Linked DNA regions of Homo sapiens: all the other regions are linked to region 1. Evidence: chromatin contacts called from ENCODE Hi-C or POLR2A ChIA-PET data. All regions are on one chromosome and are shown on one strand. The core of a region is the stretch at or near the end of the contact, and the rest is flanking DNA. Distances in the headings are between cores, read along the strand shown. Region 1 holds the start of SMIM12 (small integral membrane protein 12). Region 2 holds the start of AGO4 (argonaute RISC component 4). Region 3 holds the start of CLSPN (claspin). Region 4 holds the start of C1orf216 (chromosome 1 open reading frame 216). Region 5 overlaps KIAA0319L (KIAA0319 like).

Region 1 (2,714 bases), core at 138-2,637:
TTTGGGAGGCTGAGGCGGGCGGATTGCTTGAGCTCAGGAGTTCGAGACCAGCCCTAGCAACATGGTGAAACCCAGTCTCTACAAAAAGTACAAAAATTAGCCAGGCCTGGTGGTGTGCATCTGTGGTCCCAGCTACTCGGAAGGCTGAAGTGGGAGGATCACTTGAGCCCAGGAGGTTGAGGCTGCAGTGAGCTATGATTGTGCCACTGCACTCTAGCCTGGGCAACAGAGCGAGAGTCCTGTTAAAAAAAAAAAAAAAAGCGGCCAGGCGCAGTGGCTCACGCCTGTAATCCCAGCACTTTGGGAGGCCGATGCGGGCAGATCACCTGAGGTCGGGAGTTCGAGACCAGCTTCCCCAACATGGAGAAACCCCTTCTCTATTAAAAATACAAAATTAGCCGGGCGTGGTGGTGCATGCCTGTGATCCCAGCTACTCAGGAGGCTGAGGCAGGGGAATCACTTGAACCTGGGAGGCGGAGGTTGCGGTGAGCCGAGATCACGCCATTGCACTCCAGCCCAGGCAACAAGAGTGAAATTGAACAACAACAACAAAAAAGGTGGGAAGGTAGATGAAAAAGCATCAATAAGGCACTGAGGTGTGAAACAGTGTGGTCTGCCGGGTTTAGTATGTGCGAGCAAAATAAATATGCAGGCTGAGATTAGTGGGATGAGGGTGGGAAGGGCCTTGTGGGAGCATTAACAAGCTTGAGCTTTGGGACTTTTCTGTATATGATAAAATTGATGTCTGTATAGGGTACAGTGGGGACACAGAGGAGGAAGTGAATACTTGTACCCAAGAGGTCATGTAAGACTTAGGTTTTACTATATTTGAATTATTTTTACACTAACAATAGCCACATTTATTTCCCTGCTGGCTGTGTGCCTGCCACAGTACTTTACAAATATTATCTCTTCCAACCCTCACACCATCCTTGCGAAATGGGTGTTATTACCTCTACACAGAAGGGGAAGGGAGGCTCAGACAGGTTAATAATGTTCCCAAGGTCACTAGAAAGCTAGCCCGGATCCCAAGAGGTCTTAAAGCACTAAAATATACTCTTCTAAGAAGAGCTTCTTGAGGTCAGGGATCATGTCTTTTGTTTTTGCGTGCCCAGACCTAGGTCTTAGAAGACGCCTAATAAACATCAGTTGAAAAAAATGACTGGATGATCTTTCACTTTTTCCACGCAGAAAACACGTGGCGACATCACTGAGAAACCTCCCGGCCAACAGAGGGCGCGACGTCCATTTCAGCGCAGTGGGGCCCAGTTGCGGACGCCTAGCTTCCTTCCGTCCTTTGGCTGAAGTTCAGCCAATCCCTGCGCTCCGAGAGAGCCGGCGGCCAGTGGGCAGGGTCACAGGGCAAGGTCCCGCGGGCCGCTGGGTGCGGCGACTTCCGTGCTCCCGGCGAGCGGGCGGAGAGCGGGGGCCGCACTGGGGAGTGTGGGCTGGGCCGCAGGTGAGCGCGCGGTCCCGGCGAGCAGGTCGGGTCAGCCCAGGCCAGTAACCTCTGAGTTACGGGAGGAGTGATCGCTAGGGTCCACCCCGGTCCCGGCCAGATCTGCCAGCTCCCCTCTCTGGCGGGTGTTCTGGTGCCAAGTCTGGGAGCCCAGGTAGCCCTCCGCAGACAGGGCTTCTCGGCACCTCAATGAGGACGGACGTTGATGAGGCCATGAATGAGGTGGGCTAGGGACAGGGGACCGGGAGACTCACAGAAGGGAGAAGGGTAGCCATTTGGATGGACCTTCGCCTTACTTGCGCTCCCATTCCTGGACTGCGCTCTAGTGACTGTCAGGGCTAATTCTTCCGCCTTCTCAGGCCTCCTGTGTCCTTGTTAGTAGTTCTTGAATTTGGGACTACGGCTTCTGGCCTCGTTGGGCCTCCGGGCCCTCGCACTGGGGCAGGTTTCCCAGCAGCCCAGTTGACCTTTACCGGATGCTTTTGGCAGACGTCCTCCATGCCGGGCTGGAAATATGCGTCACAGTGTTTTTCAGACACTTTTGCCTCTTTCATTGTGATACCCTGCCTGGGGACGACTATGATGGAGTCTTTAGGTTTTTGTAATCAGCAAAGGCATCTGTTATGCTCCTGCCACCTTTTGGGGGAGAGTGGGTGGAGGATGTTGTGATTTTACACTAGGGAGTTTGGGCTGTCATTCATTCGTTCAGCAGACCTTTTTTGGGCACTCTGCCAGGCAGGGTAGGAGAGGTGCCTGGATGGATAGGGCATAATTGGGCCAGACAGACACGGTTCTTAGCCTTTTGGAGCTTAAAGTGTCTTGAGAAACGCAGACAGGGTAAGCCAGCATCGTGCCTGACACAGAGTAAGTGGTTATAAGTGTCGAATAAAGGAATGAATTGACTTATTTGGGAATGATTAGAATGTGAGCAGGACGGTAGCGAGAGACTTTATGCTGCATGTGAGAGATAGTTGTGAACTCATGCGCGATATGTTTTAAGACAGGTTTGGAAATCTGAACGGACAGTTGCTATTTAGGGAAGCATTTACTTATACAGAGGACTTGCTTTAAAGGTGGAAGTAAAATGGAGAAGTATTAGGTTTGGGATTCTTCAGAGGTGCCTCTTTTAACTATTACTATGTCTCTGAATTTCATAAATCCCTGAGTACAATCTCAGAGTTTGGGAAAAGGAAAGCTCTTCTAGGTAATGAAATGCCAGGCTGATGGGAAAAAACTGTAGGAAGCTCTCCCTAAG
Region 2 (2,714 bases), core at 161-2,660, 950 kb before region 1:
ACTAAAAAGATGAAACACTCTACGACTAAGTTCATTATGTAGGTAAAGTTTGAATATTAAAGTGAATTCCACCACAGCCCCTAAACACTGAGCTACTTAGCCAAGGCATTAGAAACCTGTTGGGCTTTGAGGTGGAAGCACCAGGCCCCAATACTCAGGACACTTGTTACAGCCTGGAATGGTTCTTCTGGTTTGGATAGAGAGAAATAACCAGAGGCCATCCATATCCACAACAAATTAGTTTCCAAAGCACTTTCTCCTTCATTTGATCCTCACAACCACTCATAACCCAATTAGAAGAGAACTCAGGGCATTGAAGCCTGTGGTGGAGCAGACTGACTGGCAACTCCTGTGTCACTCAAAGGCTGGCTCAGACCACTCTGAGACTAACACACAGACTGAGTGACAGAGGCACAGGACCATGTTCTTTGGGACATCAGGGCCTTTCAGAAAGGGTGGGCATTTTGTCCCTTGACCTTCAGAGATCATGAGAGGTGTTTGGATGAAGTTCTTCTTCCTCATCTGAAGGCTCTGGACCATCTGCCAGTGCAAAGAAAAATAGGGGCGCGGCCCCAAACCAGGACTACCGGCTGGTAGTAGGCAGCGGGGCCCTTTTCCCGGTCTGGGCCAGGCCTCCGCGCGCACTGGGTAGCGGATCGCCCCCTTCTGAGGCCCAAACTACCCTCGTCGCGACCCCGGGCACATATCGTCTCCCCGAGGTGGGGCCAAGAGTGGCCTCCGCCCGGCAGCGCCGGTCACCTTCCCGAACCTCCCCCCTGGACCTCGGGATCCACCCAACGGCCGGCTGGGGCGCGGTCACCGCCCCCCAGGCCCGGGTCAGCTCCCTCCGCTTCGTGCTGCGGGGCTCGGGTCCCCTTCCCCGAGGCCTGGCGGCCCGAACCCGGCGAGGCGACGGGGCAGCGAAAGTCCCGGCCGCCCGCCCCGGGTCCCGGGTCCCGGGTCCCGCCCCGACCCGAGCTCGCTCCTCACCGGGTCCCAGCGCCTCCATGGCGGCGGCGGGGGCCGCCTCGCCCCGGTCCCCGGCGCCTCCCGCTCCGGGCCCCGCCGCCGCCGCCGCCGCCGCCGCGTAACGCTTGATCTCCGGAATATTGGCGCTGGGGTGGCGCCGCGGAGACGCGGGCGCTGGGCAGGGGGCGGCGGCGGCGCCCGGCCCGGGGACAGGGACCCGGCTCCGGCTCTTCCGGCCTCAGCGACAACAAAAACAATCCCCGCCGCCGCCGCCGCCGCCGCCGCCAACGGGAGCGGGAGCGGGAGCCAGCGCGCGCGCCCGCCGGGAGGGAAGGGGGCGCGGGGTGCGCGGACCCAGGGTCCCGGCGGGCGGAGGGGGCGTGCGCGGCCCCGGGCGCGGGGTCCACAGAGCCCGGCAGGCGGCGAGGCGGGTCGGGGAACGAGCGCGCGCCCGGAGGGTGCAGAGCCCGGTGGACGTGTCGGGCACGCGCCCGCTGGCCCGCTCTGCCCCGTCCACCCGAGGAGGCCGTCCGGTGGCCAACGGCTCTGGGGGCTACGTGCCATCCCCCCAGGGCGTCCTGCAAAAGATCTGGATTCCAGTTCCGCTGACCCACAGATTCAGTTTTCCACTTCTGTGAGTGGAAAGTGTACTGAGATTCACAGGAGCCACCTCGCCTCCCTCCTCCCTCCTCCCACCCCAGATCGCTTCTGTCATCTCGTCTTTTAGGGTCACCTTAGACGCTAGCAGTCCTCCTTCATCCCTTCATTCAGCACCACACACCCAACTGCGCGTCCCTCTCCGTATAGCCGGAAGGCACCACGGGAATGGACCCTGATGAATGATGCATTCCCTCCCTGGTCCCATGACAAGCGCCTCTGGTCAGCAAATCACCAGTCACTTTAGAAGAGAAAGGTCTTGGCCGGGCGTGGTGGCTCACGCCTGTAATACCAGCACTTTGGGAGGCGGAGGCGGGTGGATCACCTGGGGTCAGGAGTTTGAGACCATCCTGGCCAACATGGCGGAAGCCCATCTCTACTAAAAACACAAAAAATTAGCCGGGCGTGGAGGCAGGCGCCTGTAATCCCAGCTACTTGGGAGGCTGAGGCAGGAGAATCGCTTGAACCCGGGAGGCAGAGGTTTCAGTGAGCCGAAATCGGGCCACTGCACTCCAGCCTGGGCGACAGAGCAAGACTGTCTGAAAAAAAAAAAATAAAAATAAAAGAGAGAGAGAGAGAGAAAGGTCTTGCTTTCTTGGATGCCTTCCCCTTAGCAGACAAAAGCCAAGGGAGCAGCACCACCTCCAAGGCAGCATGGTCAGCCCAGCAGGCACAGCATCTTTAGGGCTTTCAGTAAGGACTTTGAGTGGGAGAACACTGGACAACAGGCCAAGAAGCAGTTTCTAGTCAGCAGAAGGAAGGAGCCCCTTGTCCACCAATTGAAAAGGTACGATGAGTTTGTGTGTGTGTGTTGTATTCCTTTGCTACGGCATAACGTAACAAAGTACCACAGACTGGGTGGCTTAAACAACAGAAATTTATTTTCTCACAATTCTGGAGGCTGGCAGTCAGAGATACGATGTAGGCAGGGTTGGTTCCTTCTGAGGCCTATCTCCTTCACTTGGTAGATAGTGGCCTTCTCCCAGTGACTTCACGTGGTCTTCCCTCTGTGCACGTCTGTGTCCAAATTTCCTCTTCTTATAAGGACAGCAGTCCTATTAGAGTAGGGCTCACTCTAGTGACCTCGT
Region 3 (2,714 bases), core at 160-2,659, 910 kb before region 1:
AAAGTTACAAAAAATTATCTGAGCGTGGTGGCACATGCCTATAATCCTAGCTACTCAGGAGGCTGAGGCAGGAGAATCGCTTGAACCCGGGAGGCGGAGGTTGCAGTGAGCCGAGATCACGCCATTGCACCCAGCCATGGTGACAGGGAGAGACTCTGTCTCAACAAAAAAAAAAAAAAAAAAAAAAGAACTGTGTCTGGGATAAACCTGATTTCAGAGCTTCAATTCTTTTTCCAGCCTTGTTTAAAGGTAGAATGCCCTCTAGGAGTGATGAGTGCTTTCTACATCCTCAAATTAACTCTACAGAGAATTATAAAGATTATCCAACCATATTCTTTGGTATCTGAGCAGCCCACAAAACTTTTTTCTTTAGAGACAAGGTCTCCCTCTATCGCCTACGCTGAAGTGCAGTGGTGCGATCATAACTCACTCTAACCTCAAACTCCTGGACTCAAGCCATCCTCCCACCTCGGCCTCCCAAAGCGTTGAGATTACAAGCGTGAGCCATGGAGCCCGGCCCTCTTTAAAAAATAAAAGTGGGCCGGGCACAGTGGCTCACGCCTGTGAGGGGTATGAGGCCTCCCAGCACTTTGGGAGGCCGAGGCGAGGATCATTTGAGATCAGGAGTTCGAGACCAGCCTGGCCAACATGGTGAAACCCCGTCTCTACTAAAAATACAAAAATTAGCCAGGGGTTGGTGGCGGGTGCCTGTAATCCTAGCTACTCAGGAGGCTGAGGCACGAGAATCGCTTGAACCCGGGAGGCGGAGGTTGCAGTGAGCCGAGATCGCGCCACTGCATTTCATCCTGGCTAACAGAGGGAGACTCCATCTCAAAAAAAAAAAAAGTGTGTGTGTATACACATACATGTGTATGTGTATATATGTGTATGTATATATGTGTGTACATATGTGTGTGTGTGTGTATATATATATATATATATATATATATATATATATATATATATTCAGTGGTAAGTGTCATGTACAAGAGGCACACAGGATCTAGCTGCTCCAGAAATGAAGTCAGTGGAGAAAATCCCCACGGGAACCTTGGAATTCCTCTAAAAAGTTCAGGTACAGGACACTCCCAGGTGCCCAGGAACCGTTTCCCAGCTCACTTCCCCCCGAAAGACTCACCCCTCCAATCGCACTCGATGCTTTGGCAAGTGTCAAAGGTCAAAGACCACGGCTCGCCTGGTACCGACTGCCCCGCCCCCGTGCACCTCCAGCTCCCCCAGGCTCCGCTACCAGCAGCTGCGACCCGCCAACTCAGCCTGGGTAATAGGAGATTGGGCGGCCAGAGGCGCTGCGTGATTGGTGGGTCGGAAGGGGGCGGGGACTCGCTGGAAAGCCCCCTCTGGATTGGTGCAAACCATCTGGGTGGGACCTCCACTCTGGCTGGGCGGGAAAGCAAGAACAGCACTGCTGGGCTGGAGACGGCGGGAGCCGCTGCTCTCCGGCTGAGGGAATCAGAGACAGCTCCGTCCCTAGTGGAGCGCAGGGGAGGCAGAAGTCATGACAGGCGAGGTGGGTTCTGAGGTGAGTTTATGCACACGCCCCCCACGGGGGCTTAGAAGGCCGGGCACCGAGAGGTTAGGTGGGGCCGGGGTAGACCCCGCTGACCCGAGGCGCCCGGGCGGGAGGACTGCGGCTCCCGGCGTTCGCCGCGCCGGCTCCCGCGGCCTCGAGACTCGGCCGGGATGGGTTCCGACCGGGCATCCCGTCCCGCCGCCGGGCTTCCCGCGCTTCGGGCTCCGTGGCCGGAGAGCTCCAGGTCTCTGCGGCGCGCACTGCCGGCAGCCCAGCCCCTCTTCAGCCGGTTCCTGCCGCCAGCCCTCCCCTTTGGCGCGTTTCCTGTCGCGGAAGCTCCTCCCCTCAGGGTGCTCTGAAAGCCGGGAGGCTCTAGCCGAACCCGGCCGCAGCGGTGCGGGGGGATTCTCCGCAGAGAGAGGGCGAGCGAGGGTGTTAGGGAGTTCCACACTGGGCCTGGGAGGGGCCCTGGAGGTCATCGCGCGCAGGCCCTTTGCGTTTTCCGACCGGGCCCCGAGTGGGGAAGTCACCGCTGGGGCTCCTGGCTGGTGGCTGGCAGCTCCCTGGCGAAATTGGGCATAGAAAACAGATGTTTCCAGAGCTGTGTCCTTTCTGGGCCGGATTCGGGCAAGGCACTCCCGCCTTAGGAGCAAAATTTAAAGGGGCGCCAAAACCCTCAATCAAACTCATATTTTAATGCAATATTTTTAAAAAACCAAAATTAATGCAAAAACTTTTTATGATTTGATATTGAACAAAATATCAGACGTTTAAACAAAGACGAGATCCGACCAGTCATTTGCACGACCTTGCCTCAATCACCTCACCCTAATTCCATCCCTGTTTCCAATAAACTTTATTTACAAAAGCGGGCATATTATTTACCTCATGAGCTGTAGATTATTGATTTAATTTTTTAAAAAATATTGCATTAATGTTATTCATTTTGATTACTGAATTTTTTGAGACCTCACCCCACCCTGTTACTGGCCCTGCCCTTTGACGTTGCTGCAAATTGCCTAGAAGATAATCGTCATTCAAAGCAGCCCTATTCCTTGAGCTGTCTGGTTACCTAAATTCGGTTTCCACACTCACAAACAGAAGTAATAGTTTTACTGCTTTGGATTGTTGAGAGGATCATCAGTGCATACATATTAATTCTCAGCAATCCCAGCACTTCGGG
Region 4 (2,714 bases), core at 98-2,597, 860 kb before region 1:
AATTTCTTTTCCATTTTCCCTGTTTTTGCATATAGGATTTCTTGGTGTGATTTAATTTGCCAATTAGTCTCTAGGTTGCAGAATGGTGACTTGGAATCAAATTGAAACTGGAAGAGGGCACCTCATATATTAGGGTCAGCAATTACTGAACTCTGTTCTCTTTTATTCCAAACAGGGCCCCCAACTTCACATTTCCCCAGGGTGCAAAAGAGTGAGGGGGGTCAAGCTTCAGTAGAGTGGAGCTCTGAGAAGAATCCACTGGAGTTTGGAACCCAAGACCCTTTTTTATCACGCTGTTCCTCCTCACCTGGGCAAAAGCACTGGTACCCACTTCACAGGCATCATGGGTGGGCTCTGTGTCCTGCGGAGAGCCCCCGTCCCGGGTACAGGACATCAGCCCTGAGCCCTGTCCCAGGCTTGGATCTTCTTTCTCTCTCTCTCTTTTTTTTTTTTTTTTTTTTTTTTTTTTTGAGACGGAGTCCCACTCTGTTGCCCAGACTGGAGTGCAGTGGTGCAGTCTTGGCTCACTGCAACCTCCACCTCCCAGGTTCAAGCGATTCTCCTGCCTCAGCCTCCCAAGTAGCTGGGATTACAGGCGCCCGCCACCAAGCCCGGCTAATTTTTGTATTTTTAGTAGAGATGGGGTTTCACCATGTTGGCCAGGCTGGTCTCAAACTCCTGACCTCAGGTTATCTGCCCGCCTCGGCCTCCCAAAGTGCTGGGGTTACAGGCGTGAGCCACCGCACCCGGCCTCAGTGACTTTAGTCAAGTAAGCACAAAAAGGAATATATAATTCCAAATTGTGATAAATGCTATGAAGAAAAGGAATGTGCTCTGACATAAAGGGGGGAACGAACGTGATCTAGGGAGTCAGAGATCTCTCCGAGAAGAGATCTGAAATAGGAGTAAGTCGAGAGGGGGAAGAGAATGCTAGACCGAGGGAACAGTGCGTGCCAAAGCCGCGTGGCGGAAAGGGGCGTGTGGGAGGGTAACTGCGGAGAGGGAGGGTAGAGGACGAAGCCGGAGAGGCAGACGAAGGGCAGGACGCACAGAGCCCCGCGGCTACCGCCTTAGGGGTTGTCCCGGCGGTGGGGAAGCCATTGAGGAGTTTAACGCCGGAAGGTGGTGACTAATCAGATTTCACTTGAAAATGGCACGGTGTCTGCAGCGAGGCTAACTGATGGGAAGGGCCCAGCGAATGCCAATAGGAGAGAGCACCGGACCTGGAAGGCCTGGGTCAACGCGGCCCCGCGCGGGGGCGAAGCGGTTCCGGCGCAGGGGCCTGGCGCGGGGCTCCGCGGAAAACCGAACCGGCCCACGTGGGACCGGTCGCTCCGCCCTGCTGCGCAGACGCCGCCTGACTCCGCAGTCCGGGACTGGGGCTGGGCGCGCTGCCCGGGAGCCCCGCACCCACGCCTGGACCGCGGAGACGCCCAGGCCGAGGAACCCCCAGCCCAGGGACTAGACACCACCAGGGCCGGGCGGAGCCAGAGCCAGACGCGCCGGAGCGGGCGCCTCTACGCCGTGAGTCCGAGTCTGGGGCCCGAGGCGGGGTGGGGCTTGGGGCTCAGCCGCGGGAAGCGGGGAGTCACAGTGGCCTCCTTCGAGGAGACTAGGGAAGGATGGTCTCTGTCTCCTGGGGTGGTCTCCCACTCCCGCAAGGCCAGAAAAGGAGGCTGCCTCCTGTTTGGGCGGAGACCTAGTCCTGGCGTGTCGGGGTTCTCATTTTACTATCTCTGAGAACCCTGTGATCCCTAGCGCCACCCCCACCCCATCCCAGCTTCCTTCACGGCCCCATCCAAGTATAGGAAAAATAAAAAATTGGGGCGAGGGGAGATCTCTAGGCACCTTCCCACAAGCCTTGCTTAGAGGGCGATTAGAAACGAACTGTTCCTACACCCTTCTCCCCAGGACTTCTCTGCCCATTGCTGGGGGTGGGGAGGGTCCATGCCACCTATGGAGCGCCTTCCAGTGCCGGCTCCACTTACAATACCCTTCCTCTTCATGCTCTTCAATTGTTCTAATCCCAGTGCTGTTTGGTCAGTAGAATCCCTTTGTCAGTTCAAATCCTAATTTTGGTTAGAAGCAGGTTATGGAGGAGAGAAGAGTGGTGTGGTATGCCCTCCCTCCAGGGCCTCAGAATGGAGCAAGCTAGGGACGGGGACCGCAAGATAGTGGCTGTGTTCCAGAGGCATTGGGAGGGAAGGGGGCAGGCTCAGAAGAAAAGCTTGTCACTGGGGAAGGCGGGGCTCCCTGGCTGGGGTAGGAAAGGGAACCAAACCCAGCTCTTCCAGAACCCAGCTCTTCCAGCCCTGGGGAGTCAAGAGTGGATTCCTGAGCATGGAAATTCACTGCAGTCTCTTCTCCCATTCACTCACTTAGCAAGTACCTGTATGCACAGACAGCCTGGTTCAGGGCTCTATGCTGGCTGACTCTGGGGAATATGATGGAGGATATATACAGGAGGTCCAAGCCAGATTACAAACTGCTATTACAAGATCATTACCACAAACCAAAAATGCCAGTTGAATAGACATTCACTGATCGTCGACCATGTATGCCAGGGACGGATGCAAAGTTGGATAAGACAGTGTATACCCAGCGCAGTGGGGACCCAGAGGAAGGCATAACTAACCGTGCTTGTTTATGTAATATTGATTGGGGCAGTATCAAGACGGCTTCAGAGACATGGGGACATGGAAACATGGGGATAT
Region 5 (2,714 bases), core at 103-2,602, 650 kb before region 1:
AGAGGTGAGATACTATTTCAGAAAAATCAATGCCATACCTGAAATAATTAAAACAGTCCAAAGTTTATCCATCAGCAACATTAGCCAGAATTTTGGATCATATTATTTAGGTTACCCATAGCATGTCACTGTTGTACTTAGGTTCCATTATTTCTTATCATGACATGACTTGTCATTAGGAAGTTCTTTCTAGCAGAATTGCTCTCGTGGTTAAAATTTTTGGTAATCTTGACTACCACTCTGGCTGATACTATGATATGCAAAACCATTTGACTTTGGCAAATGATTGGTTAAAGAATGAATGTGCCTATTAACTGCATGAGGTTCAGAGTACTCAGTCTGTGTTGCTGCCAGTTTGCTGGGGAAACTGTTCTTCTGGTCCCACAGTTCTCACATTGCTACCTGTTCTTCTGGTCCCACAGTTCTCACATTGTCCCTGAGAAATACCTTGGAGGTGAGTGGGAGGTCATCAGGTATTGGGACTCTGCCCTCTTCCTCCCAACTTGCCACTTCCCTGCATATGCTTCCACCAGAATACCTCTTTTTTTGTTTTTGTTTTTGTTTTTGTTTTCCTGTTTATGAAGTGACATTCTGTGTAAAAGGTCTCCATGGCAGGAACTCATTGAGAAGGAGAACAATTAATGAATGTGGAGCAGTATTTCTAGAACCTAAAATATCCGAAGACAAAAAACACTCTCTTTCACTTCCTTTGTTCCACTCACTAGATGGCTTTCTCACCCTCTTAAAAACTCGTCTTCAAAATAACCTCAAATGTTGGTTCTCAGGGCTCTTTATGGAGCAGTAGTCTCTGTTTTTATTTCATCTGAAAATGTTTTCATTCTTTGTTTTTAGATGCCAGTGAGAGCAGGTGCCAGCAGGGGAAGACACAATTTGGAGTTGGCCTGAGATCTGGGGGAGAAAATCACCTCTGGCTTCTTGAAGGAACCCCCTCTCTCCAGTCATGTTGGGCTGCCTGCTGCCAGGACTCTGCCTGCCATGTCTTTTGGTGGCTAGAAGGGATGTGCATTCAGGCAGACTGCAGCAGGCCCCAGAGCTGCCGGGCTTTTAGGACACACTCCTCCAATTCCATGCTGGTGTTTTTAAAAAAATTCCAAACTGCAGATGATTTGGGCTTTCTACCTGAAGATGATGTACCACATCTTCTGGGGCTAGGTTGGAACTGGGCATCTTGGAGGCAGAGCCCACCCAGAGCTGCACTCAGACCTGCTGTATCTTCCAGTGACCAGCAGAGCTTAATCAGGAAGCTTCAGAAGAGAGGTAGTCCCAGTGACGTAGTTACACCTATAGTGACACAGCATTCTAAAGTGAATGACTCCAACGAATTAGGTGGTCTGACTACCAGTGGCTCTGCAGAGGTAAGCATGCTATGAATAAGGAGCAGAGAAATGGTTAAATCTGCTCTTACATTTGGTATATATGAGCAATGAAGCTGATGCTTGCGGGCAGTGCTCATAGGCTGAGGAGTGTATATATAAAGCTGCTTGGTGTCAGCTTCTTTGGTGCTGCCCAGATGTACAAAGGGTAATTTGACCCTAGAGATGTTCATGCTATGTAGGTCTGACCATTGTTTTGGTAAATGCAGAAAGCTGCTCATTATCTAGTCTAAGCTGGTTCTTGGCTACAGGTAAGTACAGTTGTATGGCTGTTAGTATTCACCAACCATTCTGCAGTATTTTCTGCCAAATTGCAAAACAGTTGATTGATGTGGTTACAGTCAAGTTCTCCTCCATCTCTCGCCTGTAAACACATTCTTTATGAGGTAGTTTCTATTCCAGTCAGAATTAACCATGCTTGGTACTACAGATTAAGATCTGACCTGCTGGGCTGTGGAGCAGGATGTGGCCATTAGCCAAGAGGTCTCTGGAGTGAATTCTCACCAAGCTGTATATGCCAAGGGAGATACCACCAGTAGAGTTTATTCTGCTTATTATGTTTCTTCATTGTTGATCTCCTTGGGGAAATGATTAAAAGGAATGACTCACTCTCTGCTCAGTCTTCCTTGATTGCTGTGACTTATTTTTGTATTTGTTTTGTCCTAGTTGTCTCTATCAAGTTGAAGCCAGAGTGGGCTATGACATGCCAAGCGCTCTGTGTACTAATTGTTGCACTGTATCATTTTGTTTAATTTTCATAGCAATATTTCCAAGTAGGCATTATTAGCCCTGTTTACCTGGTGAGAAAACTGAGGCCCAGAGAGGTTAAACAGTTTGCCAGTGATCATGCAGCATAGCTAGAATTGGAACCCAGATTTAATATTAAGAAAAAAACTTTTTAGTGCAGTATTAGAGAACAATCCTAGATTTAATATGCCCATAAACATTTATGGCTACCTACTGTCAATGTCAGGCACTTTTCTAAGCCTTAGAGATACAAAGGTGAATAAGAATGGTTCATTCCCTCAGGGAGTTTATAATCTAGTGGAGACTGATACATGAAGATAGGTATTTACAGTGGTGTATAATTATTGCATTAACATACTTATGTACACAATGCAGTAAGAACACAAGAAGTGATTCACTTCAGCAGGCAAGTGGTGTGTATGTGCAGGTAAGACTTCTCCGAGATGTTTAACATTTCTTGAAGGATGTGTAGGATTGTACTGGGGTGGGGTTAATGGTGGTAAAAAAACATTCTGGACAGAGCCACAGTGTATGTAAAGGCTCGGTCATAGTCATTGTGTATTTACTTGCGAG

What was found. Hi-C counts contacts between places; a loop is a spot of excess contacts on that map. ChIA-PET counts read pairs that join two places held with the same protein, here RNA polymerase II (POLR2A). Pooled maps may share reads with other maps.
Region 2: a pooled map shows a loop between it and region 1 (3-fold over the local background). The contact joins the promoter of AGO4 here to the promoter of SMIM12 in region 1. A Hi-C loop is called at or near these places in 2 of 50 pooled maps. POLR2A ChIA-PET finds 5 or more read pairs at or near these places in 2 of 52 experiments (AG04449 and CD8-positive, alpha-beta memory T cell).
Region 3: a loop to region 1 is called in a map of endothelial cell of umbilical vein, with 19 times the contacts of the local background. The contact joins the promoter of CLSPN here to the promoter of SMIM12 in region 1. A Hi-C loop is called at or near these places in 6 of 168 maps with a recorded cell type or tissue (B cell, HCT116, PC-9 and 3 more), 10 of 37 single-sample maps with no recorded cell type and 21 of 50 pooled maps. POLR2A ChIA-PET finds 5 or more read pairs at or near these places in 10 of 52 experiments (BJ, GM10248, GM12878 and 6 more).
Region 4: a map with no recorded cell type shows a loop between it and region 1 (7-fold over the local background). The contact joins the promoter of C1orf216 here to the promoter of SMIM12 in region 1. A Hi-C loop is called at or near these places in 1 of 168 maps with a recorded cell type or tissue (PC-9), 1 of 37 single-sample maps with no recorded cell type and 9 of 50 pooled maps. POLR2A ChIA-PET finds 5 or more read pairs at or near these places in 3 of 52 experiments (GM12878, activated CD4-positive, alpha-beta T cell and naive thymus-derived CD4-positive, alpha-beta T cell).
Region 5: a map with no recorded cell type shows a loop between it and region 1 (20-fold over the local background). The contact joins the enhancer-like site here to the promoter of SMIM12 in region 1. A Hi-C loop is called at or near these places in 1 of 37 single-sample maps with no recorded cell type and 5 of 50 pooled maps. POLR2A ChIA-PET finds 5 or more read pairs at or near these places in 1 of 52 experiments (activated CD4-positive, alpha-beta memory T cell).

The regions. Positions count from the first base shown.
Region 1 is chr1:34,858,422-34,861,135 of GRCh38, reverse strand. SMIM12 (small integral membrane protein 12) reads left to right here and starts at 1,387. Exons shown (of 2, transcript NM_138428.6): 1 at 1,387-1,459. RefSeq lists a silencer at 1,436-1,565.
Region 2 is chr1:35,806,712-35,809,425 of GRCh38, reverse strand. It overlaps AGO4 (argonaute RISC component 4), which reads right to left and starts at 1,410. Exons shown (of 18, transcript NM_017629.4): 1 at 991-1,410. The coding sequence starts at 1,009. CLSPN-DT (CLSPN divergent transcript) reads right to left here. Exons shown (of 3, transcript NR_199050.1): 3 at 2,486-2,681. RefSeq lists enhancers at 358-637, 1,737-2,236 and silencers at 788-1,037, 1,318-1,527.
Region 3 is chr1:35,768,673-35,771,386 of GRCh38, reverse strand. CLSPN (claspin) reads left to right here and starts at 1,409. Exons shown (of 25, transcript NM_022111.4): 1 at 1,409-1,540. The coding sequence starts at 1,517. It overlaps CLSPN-DT (CLSPN divergent transcript), which reads right to left and starts at 1,292. Exons shown (of 3, transcript NR_199050.1): 1 at 1,139-1,292. RefSeq lists a silencer at 1,567-1,796.
Region 4 is chr1:35,717,517-35,720,230 of GRCh38, reverse strand. It overlaps C1orf216 (chromosome 1 open reading frame 216), which reads left to right and starts at 1,347. Exons shown (of 2, transcript NM_152374.2): 1 at 1,347-1,524. It also overlaps a transcript of CLSPN not described here. RefSeq lists a silencer at 1,186-1,615.
Region 5 is chr1:35,505,274-35,507,987 of GRCh38, reverse strand. It overlaps KIAA0319L (KIAA0319 like), which reads left to right. Exons shown (of 21, transcript NM_024874.5): 3 at 853-1,376. Among named protein-coding and RNA genes, the nearest start is that of KIAA0319L, 51 kb to the left of the region's middle. RefSeq lists an enhancer at 723-772. Within about 2 kb of position 1,352, at least 11 of the 41 ENCODE cell types and tissues checked have a DNase peak (open chromatin) inside an H3K27ac peak, as active enhancers do.